Regions from separate parts of the Homo sapiens genome. Here region 1 is linked to region 2. Evidence: chromatin contacts called from ENCODE Hi-C data. All regions are on one chromosome and are shown on one strand. The core of a region is the stretch at or near the end of the contact, and the rest is flanking DNA. Distances in the headings are between cores, read along the strand shown.

The links. Hi-C counts contacts between places; a loop is a spot of excess contacts on that map. Pooled maps may share reads with other maps.
Region 1: a loop to region 2 is called in a pooled map of psoas muscle, with 7 times the contacts of the local background. The contact joins the promoter of TRA2B here to the enhancer-like site in region 2. A Hi-C loop is called at or near these places in 2 of 50 pooled maps.

The regions. Positions count from the first base shown.
Region 1 is chr3:185,936,642-185,942,433 of GRCh38, forward strand. TRA2B (transformer 2 beta homolog) reads right to left here and starts at 1,373. Exons shown (of 9, transcript NM_004593.3): 1 at 1,184-1,373. The coding sequence starts at 1,219. RefSeq lists enhancers at 595-804, 707-1,434, 845-1,304.
Region 2 is chr3:179,731,322-179,736,779 of GRCh38, forward strand. All of the region lies in intron 10 of USP13 (ubiquitin specific peptidase 13), which reads left to right. Among named protein-coding and RNA genes, the nearest start is that of USP13, 81 kb to the left of the region's middle. Within about 2 kb of position 1,755, at least 8 of the 41 ENCODE cell types and tissues checked have a DNase peak (open chromatin) inside an H3K27ac peak, as active enhancers do.

The DNA.
Region 1 (5,792 bases), core at 123-2,622, 6.2 Mb after region 2:
CTTTACCAACAAGGGGAAACTTAGGTAACAAATTGTTTTTTTTTTTTAAAAAAGCACAAATTATTCCCACAGCCTCAAAAATCAATTTCTATGGTGCTTTTCTATCACCCTTCTAACAGATTCCTCTTAATTCTAGCAAGCCTCGTATGTTCGCATCATTCAATGCTTTCCGAATCCAATACCCAGAGCCCCACAGACCAGCTACGTATGCTGTTTAAACCCTAGAACTGTCTTGTTCCCGCAATTCAATCAACCCTCACTGAACACCTTTAAGAGGTGGAAACTTAAGGGAAAGAAAACTGTAGCCAACACACGCTGTGGTTCTAAGTATTAGAACGCCTCAAAACAAAGGAAATAACGGCGCCGTAAATGGTTGCCCGCCAATTTCTCCTTCACAATCCCGTGGAAATGCGATGTCCACAAAATCATCTTAACGACTTTGTGGTCTGTCCTAATAGAATACTGATACAGATTTTTGCCTGGGAAGCCCTTTCGGCATCAGAGAAAAGCGCTTCATTTAGGCCAAACACAAAGCCCTCACGCAATCCCCTCCACCTAACGGGCCCAGAACTTAGTCGGCCTTGGATTAGTTTCCATCTTAAGAGGCCCCAAAGACATCCCAGACTCCGTCCTTTCCGTGGAGGCAAAGACGGTCCTTCGTTAACCTAAACACCGGCCCAAAGACCCAAAAGAACGTCGTCTGTCCCCTTGCACCCCACCACGCGGCCTTACGAAGCGCGGCCCGCTGCGGGTCGGGTCCGCGTTGCCGCGCGGCTTCTCCGCCATTTTGTGCCTCTGGCAGCTCGCCCAGCCCGCCAGCCCAAGATGGCTGCGGCGGACCTTCGCAGGAGAGCAACGCCGAAATAAGATATCGCTCCCCTCCCCCAACACCGCGGGGACGCAGCGGCCATTTTCATCTTCCCCCTCTTATAACGGGAAAAACGGCCGTCTCGGGCAGAAGCCACATAAACCCGCCGGGGGCCTCCCTCCTTCACGACCAAAGGCACTAAGGCACTATCCACAAAGGCTTTTTTTGGTTAAATGCTGTCTCCCTTGCCTGCCCTCCCGGCTTCAGACTTCGGAGCCTAAAACGCCCCTGCCTCCTGGCCCGAGGCCGACGGGCCTAGAAAAAGATGCAAGGAGCTAGGACCACACAGCCACCCCCTACCGCAGCTCTACGTACCCGCTCGCCGTAGTTCTGCTCGCCGCTGTCGCTCATGACTCCTGGCTGCTGTCGCCGGTCGATGTGCTTCAATCGAAGCTGCCAACCTCTTGCACCTTCCTTAAGGAGGCTCCGCCGCAGCCCCGCACGACGCGCCGGTCGCCCAGCCGCTCAGAGCCGAAATGCTCCGCACCGCCTCCGCACGGGCTCTAACTCTACCGGATGTGACGCGGCGCTCCTTAGCCAGGCTCCTCCCCTCCCAGAAACGCGCGCTTTCTTGGCCTCGCCCCTCCTCGCTCTGCCTTTCCTCTCCAGCTGCAGCGCGTCCCGCACAGGAAGTGACGTGACCCCGCCCCTCGCAGGGCCCCACCCCCATTCACGAGCCTCTATGAGGCGGGAAAGCTAGCGTGTCGTTTGGCTGCTGTAGTGGGCGCCACGGAGCCACAGTGATGTCACCAGCCACTTCTGAATCCCTTCTAGAACTTTCCAGGGAACCTGCCGAGTGTGCAGGGAGGAAGGAGATGCTGTTTCCCCCAATCTCAATTCCTTTCTCCGCCTTATTAGTTTCTTGTTTTGTGTCTTTCCTTTGTTAGAGAAGTGAATGTTCGTACATTGGGTTCTTACTTAATTTTGTCTTACTTGTAGATATTTCCTTCCTGAATACGTCTTCATTTAAAAAAGGTCAGATCGGGCTGGGCGCGCTGGCTCACGCTGTAATCCTAGCACTTTGGGAGGCCGAGACGGGTGGATCACGAGGTCAGGAGATCGAAACCATTCTGGCTAACCCAGTGAAACTCCGTCTCTACTAAAAATACAAAAAAATTAGCCAGGCGCGGTGGCGGGCGCCTGTAGTCCCAGCTACTTGGGAGGCTGAGGCAGGAGAATGGCGTGAACCCAGGAGGCGGAGCTTGCAGTGAGCCGAGATCGCGCCACTGCACTCCAGCCTGGGCAATAGAGCGAGATTCCGTCTCAAAAAAAAAAAAAAAAAAAAAAAAAGGTCAGATCGGCTGGGTGCGGTGGCTCACGCCTGTAATCCCAGCACTTTGAGAGGCCGAGGCAGGCGGATCACATGGTCAGGAGTTCGAGACCAGCCTGGCCAACATGGTGAAACCCAGTCTTTACTAAAAATACAAAAAAATTAGCCGGGAGTGGTGATGCATGCCTGTAATCCCAGCCACTCGGGAGGCTGAGGCAGGAGAATCGCTTGAACCCGGGAGGCGGAGGTTGCAGTGAGCCGAGATCGGACCGCTGCACTCCAGCCTGGGCGACAGAGCGAGACTCTGTCTAAAAAATAAATAAATAAAAATAAAAAAGGTCGGACCTTAATACACAGGAATCAGACACAATCTCTATTCTAAAGTTACAAAGTAATGTGCTAGAACCGTTAAACACAATTAGAAAAAATGATTGTAAGTGCCAGAGGCATGTATAACTACAGGGGTGTCACAAGGAGGGAAGATTAATTCTGCCATTTCGTAAGAGAATATAGTTGGATTATAGTGAGAAGAGCCCAAGACCAAGTCGGATACTTTCTTTCTTCTTTTTTTTGAGACGGAGTCTTGCTTTGTCGCTCAGACTGGAGTGCAACGGCGCGATCTCGGCTCACTGCAACGTCTGCCTCCCGGGTTCAAGTGATTCTCCGCCTCAGCCTCCGTAGCAGCTGGAATTACAGGCGCCTGCCAACACGCCAGGCTAATTTTTTGTATTTTTTATAGAGACGGAGTTTTGGCATATTGGCCAGGCTGGTCTCCTGGGCTCAAGCGATCCTCCCACCTCGGCCTCCCAAAGTGTTGGGATTACAGGCGTGAGCCACTTCCCCCAACCCCCAAGTCGGATACTTAATTCCTCTACACTTCAGTCTCCCCATCCATTGAAAAGGTGGTACCTGGCTGATGAGGCACTTTGATACTGGTAAAGGGTCATTTGATTTTTTTTTTTTTTTTTTGAGACAGGGTCTCTCTGGCTCTGTCGTGCAGGCTGGAGTGCGGTGGCTCATTGCACCTCCCAGTCTCAAGTGTTCCTCCTGCCTCAGCCCCATATCCCCAACTCCTGATTTTTTTTAACAGCTTTATTGAGATACGACTCACCTACTATGCAGTTCCCTTATTTAAAGTGTACAGTTCAAATGGCTTTTATTCACAGAATTGTGCAACCATCACCACAATTTTAGAGTAGTCTCATCACATTAAGAAAAGAAACACTCATTAATAGTCATTTTGCATCCCTCCTCCTCTCCACTCCTCACAACCCTCCCAGTCCTAGGCAATCACAAATCTTTCTTTCTCAATAGATTAACCTATTCAGGACATTTTATATGAATGGAATCATATGGTATGTATCTTTTGTAACTGGCTTCCTTGGCGTACGTTTTCACGGTTCATCCATGTTGTAGCATGTACTACTATTTCATTCTTTTTCATTGTCAAGTTATATTCAGTTGTATGGATATATGACATTTTATTTATCCATTCATCATTTAATAGACATTTGGATAGTTTCCATTTTTTAACTTATGAATAATCCTGCTGTGAACATTCATGTACAAATTTTTGTACGAGCACATGTTTTTATCTCTCTTAGGTATACACCTAGGAATGGAATTGCTGGATTGTATAGTAACCCTACGGTTAATTTGGGGGGAAACTGCCAAACAGTTTTCCACAGTGGCTGCATTCATTTTACATTTCACACTGCCACCAGCAGTGTATGTGGCTTCCAATTTCTCCACATCCTCACCAATACTTGTTATATTGTATTAAAAAAAATTGACCAGGCGTGGTGGCTTATGCCTGTAATCCCAGCACTTTGGGAGGCTGAGGTGGGCGGATCACCTGAGGTCAGGAGTTTGAGACCAGCCTCAACATGGCGAAACCCCGTCTCTACTAAAAATACAAAGTTAGCCGGGCGTGGTGGTACATGCCTGTAATCCCAGTTACTCGGGAGGCTGAGGCAGGAGAATTGCTTGAACCTGGTAGGCGGAGGTTGCGGTGAGCCAAGATCGTGCCATTGTACTCCAGCCTGGGCAACAAGAGCAAAAATCTGTCTCAAAAAAAATTATAACCACTCTAGTGGGTTTAAAGTGGTATCTCGATGTGGTTTTGGTTTGCATTTCCCTAGCGATAATGATAATGCTTTCATGCGTTTATTGGTGATTTGTAGATCTTTGGAGAAACGAATATTCTGATACTTTGCCCATTTTTAATTGGGTTATTTATCTTTTTATTATTGAGTTATAAGAGCTTGCAATTTGGCTCTTGTTTGGTAAAATAGTCATCCAGAACAGAATCAATATTTGAGGTACCTGAGATCCAGAGATTTGGTGATGACTCAAGTGTCAAGTGACTAAATAACTTCTGAATGAGCTGTCCCCTTTTTCTGAGAACACCTGTACTCCCAACACACACCTAAACCTGGACTCCTACTCAGATCTCTGGCCTTATCTTACTTTTTGGCTTAGATTAGATCTCTTGTTTATACATTCTTATGGCACCCCTTGACATTCATATTACTCACAACTATAATTAAAGAATAATAATTATATAATTATTTTATTTTCATTATTATTTCTTTGTGGGTTTTTTTTTTTTTTTTTGAGACAGAGTCTCGCTCTGGCGCCCAGGCTGGAGTGCAGTGGCGCGATCTTGGCTCACTGCAAACTCCGCCTCCTGGGTTCAAGCAATTCTCCTGCCTCAGCCTCTGGAGTAGCTGGGGCTACAGGCGCCCGCCACCACGCCCGGCTAATTTTTGTATTTTTAGTAGAGACGGGGTTTCACTGTGTTAGCCAGGATGGTCTCGATCTCCTGACCTTGGGATCTGCCCGCCTTGGCCTCCCAAAGTTCTGGGATTACAGGCATTAGCCACTGCGCTCAGCCCTATTTGCATTATTATTTCTGTGAATATAGTTTTTATGTCTGTCTTCCACACTAGATAATAAGTTCCTTAAGGGCAGGGCCAGTGCCTCTTTTGACCACTGCCTTATACGTAGTGCTTGGCACACAGTAAGCCTTTAGTAGTACTTGTTGAGTGATTAAAAGAAAGCAACGTATGAATTTAGAATTGATTGGGTAGGCATCAGGGTGCCTTTAGAGGTCCCTGAGCAGGAGACTAACTTGCTAAAAGTAGGCAAGATTGTCCTGGCAAAGATAGGAAGGTCAGGCTGCAGGTCTTGTGTCATTCATGTCTGTGTCTCCAGCATCTAGCGCAGGGCCATGCTGTTGAATGAGTGGCCATGTGGGATATGGATCCAGTACTGTAAATATGAGGCAGTGAGGATTAGATTCCCAAGGCAGCAAGAATGAGGACTAAGCAGGGAGTAGGGAGACTATGAAAGGGTGGGCTTGACTGGCCAATGTGATAGGAATATGGGGAAAGGGATAGTCAGAAATGACTGTAAAAACCTTGAGCCCTAGGCTGAGTGAGGTGGCTCACATCTATAATCCCAGCACTTTGGGAGGCTGAGGCAGGTGGATCATCTGAGGTCAGGAATTCGAGACCAGCCTGGCCAACATGGTGAAACCCCGTCTCTACTAAAAATACAAAAATTAGCTGGGCGTGGTGGCAGGCACCTGTAATCCCAGCTACTCAGGAGGCTGAGGTAGGAAAATCGCTTGAACCTGGGCAGTGGAGGTTT
Region 2 (5,458 bases), core at 505-3,004:
AATTGCTTGAACCAGGAGGTTGCAGTGAGCTGAAACTGTGCCACTGCACTCCAGCCTGGGCGACAGAGTAAGACTCCATATCAAACAAACAAACAAACAAAAAACAACACATAGATTCCTTAGTCCCTCCGTAGGACTGAGGAATCAGAATTTCAGGGGAGGGCTTGGCATTCCTCAGGTTTGGTAAGCTGCCGGGTGGTTCTTAAGCAGGCTCAAGTAGGAGAAACTCCGTGGGCCAGTCGTTACTAATTAATAGAACCACTGAAAGATAGGCTTGATGTTTTAATGGCCAGACCTGCATTTCCACTGGACCCTCCCTATGCTGCTTGTTGTACAACTCCAGAGGGTACTACTCATAACTTGGTCTTTTTGAGTGGTGCCCTTGGAATTGTGTAGTGCACAGCTTACGCATCTGTGTTTGGCACCGTCCTCTCCCGTTGCCACAGATGCCCTGAGTGGAACGCGTGCCCCACTTCCCCGCCACCTGCTCTGGCTTCCTAGTATCCTGTCTTGACTTACTGGGCAGGCTCGTTCAGTTCTGTGTCTCAAGTGTTTATCTTAAGGCAGTCCTTCTTAGCCAATACCTGTAGACTGAGAGCAAGAATCAACAGTGAATAAATACCCTCTTGTTCATCAGGAAGCCAGCTAGTTGTGGAAATGGAGCAAGCAAGAGAAGGGAGATTGTGGAAAGAACATATAGAGGCAGCCTTGGGGATGGGGAGAAAGAAGTAGGTTGTAAAGAGGGTGGAGAGGGAAACAGACATTCTGAATGGCAAGCCCAGGAGACCAGAGGGGTATGGGAATAGGAAGAACTGAAGTTCTCAAGTTGCATTGTTACCCAGCATTGTAAGATAGCAAGGTCCTTATCCACCAGAGGCTGGAAGGCTCCCATCTGAGATACAGTTGAGGAGGTGGCTTGAGGGTAGGGCTGGAGTATGGGGTTATCCAGGCTTCTTCTACTTCTGTGCTTCTGTGAAACTTTGAAGAGGTGATTGTGGATAAACCTCAGTCCAAAATTGTGTTATGATTGGATTGGTTCTGCGTTCTCAAACAGGCGGTGTCACTTCTTGCATGGCTCTTCTGGGGCAGGGTCCATGCTCTGTGCTGGTGGTGAAGGAGCTGGGAGTCGGACTCAGGAGCCTGGCTTTCCCTTCTGGTTCTGCAAGGAGTTGTGTGACTATGGGCAAGTCATGCCACCTTCCAATCTCACCATTCAAGTGGCAGAATTGATCTAGGTGGTGGTGGTGAATGTTTTAGGCCCAGGAGTCCCCTTTCTAATGTAAATAAAATCATGGACCTTGCGTGACCGTTTCTGTGCTCTTGGGATCTCCTCATTTGAGAAAATGTGAAATGAAAAATCATCAATTTAGTGCTGTTTGGAAATAAAATTTGGTTTTGTTAATATTACAGTGTCCTTTTATGTTAAAAAAAGTAGTTCTTATATGAGCAAGGCACACTATCTATGCAGTCTACAAGTAGTATCTGTTTGGAGCCCTTGTCTCTCTTCCCCCACTGGATTCGGTGGCTGTAGTGTAGTAGCTCCTTACATCTCCAGGGTCTGAGGCTTGTAGGTGGGAGCCACTGCTCTGGATCAAGGTATGTGACCTGGAAGCACTTGGGCCATCTCTGGGATGTGTTTTGCTTGGTCCACACATAAAATCTAAATTTCCATCTTCTCTTAACCATTCAGAACGTCTGACAGTCCCAGGCCCGCAATGACAGCTGGAGCCAAGGGGCAGCCCTCCCTTCACACAGGACACACAGTCCCCAGCTGGCTCCGGTCCCTTTGTGACTCATGACCTGACTGGGACTCTGGGTATTTGGATTTGTGACCCTTGATCTAGATGACTTGTGAAATCCTTTCCAGCCCTCAGGTGCCACGATCTAGTGGTCTTGAAGAAAGAATCTTGATTATGAGAAGCATATATGTGCATCTAGGCAGGGGCAGGGAGGGCCCATCCAGCTGGGTGGGAGACAAGTCGGTCTTTGGTCCAGCATCGGTAATATTTCTTTAACACTCAAATAGAGCTCACATTGACCATGATTTTCCTTGTGGCCCTGGGGGTGTCCGTTTCAAGCTGTTCCTTGAATAGACAAATAATTTACAGCAAAAATCTCCACTTTCCTTGACAGTAGAAGGAATTAGTTTCTCAGGCATCACGATTTTCACTGGCAGTTGGTTTCAAAGGAACCAATTTGTGAGACTCTTTCCTTTTCTCAGTTATCAGAAGCCCTTTGGAAGGATGGTCCTGTCCCAGGCCTCTGGTGTTTGTGACTTATAGATGAGCCTGAAATGCCCCAAGAGAGGGAAAGAAGATTCACTGAAACAGAGAAGGGGATAGATGATGAGAGGAATGTATGGTGTGGGGGAGAGAGCATGAAGGATGGGTCAGAGCCATGTGGCAGAAACGCCTTTTTACGGGGCCACCACCACGCATGGTCTTAATAACTAGCATCACATAGTGCTTGCAAAGGGCCAGGCTCTTCCTCTATATTCACTGATGCGGAAACGGATGCACAGAAGCCTTGCCCAAAGTTGCAAAGCCAGTGAGTGGCAGAGCTGGGAATTATATCAGGCAGTTTGGCTCTGGAGTCTGTGTTTTTGATCACCGCATTATCCTACTTCCCTAACAGTTGTTCCAAGACTTATTTCAGGCTCCCAGTGCCTCAGTGTGTGGATGGTGGCAGGTGGATGACAAAAGGGGGCGTTTGAAGTTTGCAGAATTACCAGGTAGCCCAGTTATGAGGGTTTCTCACTGGCGTCTTCCAAGTTGAGTCATTTCTAGAATATATACTTCCCAGTATTAAATTAATCTGCTATAAACCAAGGTTAAATCTAGCTTTTTATATATGCATGCTTAATAAACATTGTCATGCATAAAAAGGCAGCAGTATTTATTTGTGGTACCGCCATTTTTACTTAAATATGTTGAATTGAATTTTAAGATTAACTTGCACTTGCAGTAGATAATAGTTACTATAAAAGGGCATTTTTTTCTTCAAAAAATATTTTCTCTATCTTTATGCATTCTAAGGCAGTGCTTTCAAATGTTTTAAAGCTGAACACTCTACCTCATTTCTTCCTCCAAAGATAACATATCTTAAATAACTCTGTATTCTGAATAAGCTGCATTTCTTAAGCGACAATTTATTTGATTTCTCATCTAAATAATCCTCAACACATACTTGCTGGTCTCAACTTTTCATCAACGTGAGATAACCAGTGTTCTGCTTCAAGGTGGTATAATTTTAGCTGTGAACATAAGAGCTTTGTTTCCCTTAACCTCTATTTTCCTAGGTTAGACACATGTAACCTTTCTGATTCACCTTTGAAATATGAGTAATAGTTCGGGAATGCCCCTGTCCTCTTAGCTTAGGAGATTTGGGGTTTGGGCCTGGGTTAAACACTTACTGGTTCAAGGTTTATTGTTTAAGGTTAAAAATTTAAATCAACAGACTTCATACACTTTTGTTTTAGGGACAGGCAGACATGTGTCTATCTTCCTTTTATCCTGTGGTTTAAAAGTATCTGTGCAAGTATTGCTGTGATGTGATAAAAGCCTCAGTCTTGCTGCTTGCTTATTAATTAAAGCATTCGGCTCAGGGGAATATGGTGGACTGTGTCTGGCTGTCTGTGTGGTGCACTCTGTTAAACAGAAAGTCCTGTGTAAGCATTTGGGAGAGATTCTGAACACTGAAGGCCTCCCTCTAATTTTAGCTGATCTGTTTTGCAATTGCTGATGGAGAAAGTAAGTACAGTATCTTATTAATATGACAGATTCCTTAGTTGGATGCTATTTTGGTGACTTCCTGGGTCTCTGTGTTATAAAGTTAGTGGTCAGGACTAGCCATTGCCTCAGGTGTCTGAGAGCCAGCTCTCAAGTGAGAGTGTGTGTTCCCTGAAGGCAGGGCCGACTCTTGGTCAAGTTGGGTCTCTGCCTCTCATCTTGTGAGGTGTTGGGCCCATAGGGGACACTCAGGTGATGTCACTGGCTCATTGCTAAATGGGAAACATGCTTTCTGTAATCTAATTCTTTGGTTCTTATTTTGGATTTTTGGTTTCTTTTAGGGAACTGCCTTGTCCAGAGCCTGACCTTTTTTTTTTTTTAAAGGAAAAATTATTTAAATTTGCATATATATACAAAAGTAGAGAGCAAAGTATAATGAATCTCTATGTACTTGATGTGCAGCTTCAATAATCATCCTGCAAATCTGGTTCCACCAGTTTCCCTAAACTCTTCACTCTTCTCTTTCATTTCCTTTCTCCTTTTCTCATTTTTTCTCTTCCTCTCCTTTTCCTTCCCTTCAGTATTTTAACATAAAATTTAAACATCCTCCTTTTCACCTATAGATGTAGTTATGCATCTGTAACTATAATACCTTCTTTCTTCTTTTAACATAAATATTGTATTAAAAGTTTAAAGTGTCCAGCCAGGTGTGGTGGCTCACACGTGTAATCCCAGCACTTTGAGAAGCTGAGGCAGGAAGACTGCTTGAAACCAGGACTTTGAGACCAACCTGGGCCACACAGTAAGACCCCTGTCTCTAGAAAAAATAATAATAAAATAATTAGCTGGGCACAGTGGCGTGTGTCTGTAGTCCCAGATACTTGGGAGGCTGAGGTGGGAGGATCACTTGTGCCCAAGGGTTTGAGGATGCAGTGAGCTGTGATTGCACCATTGCCATCCAGCCTGGGCAACAGCAAAACTTCATCTCTTTAAAAAAAGCTGTTTGAAGTGTTAAAAGCACAGCAGCAAAATTAACAACCATCCCTTAGTATCACGAATACCTAGTCCATCTTCTGATTTTTTCCTGCATTATCCAAGATATCTTTCTAAAGTCCCCCTCCTTTTCTTTTTGCAAACTATTGATTTGTTGAAGGAGCTGGACTATTTGCTTTAAGTTTGCTCTAAAGATTGCTTCCTTGAGGTATTGTTTGACTTGTGTTTGGTATAAGGTCGCTAGATCTGGAGGCTTCATGAGATTCAGGCTCAACTTTTTCAGAGCCTGACTTTCTAATAACTAGGTGTGAAGTGAGCATATTAATAGTTGACCACGGGAATTAGTAAGACGTCCCCTCTGAAAGCAGAGAGTAGGCATGGGGATGGGTGTTAGCAGATGGGACCAGGTGATGATCAAGGCACTAAGCTTGAAGTAGATGAGTTTGAGCTAAGATGCTCTAACCCAGCTGTGAACCCCAGGAACTGGTCTGCAGCATGATGTGAAGAGGAGGAGGTAGCATCTGGTTAGGGAGCTTTTTCAAATAACTTCTAAATGATCGACAACTCTCAAGCAATAACTTGACTGTTGAATAGAAGATTAAGAAAAGTTGGTTAAGGAAAACGAAGAAATGAAATGGTCACAGAAGTGTGGGAGGGGAATGGCTGAGAATGGGCCACAGTCCAGGTATGGGGCTGAATTTCTAGTGTTTCCCACCATGGTCTCTATTGAAACTTCT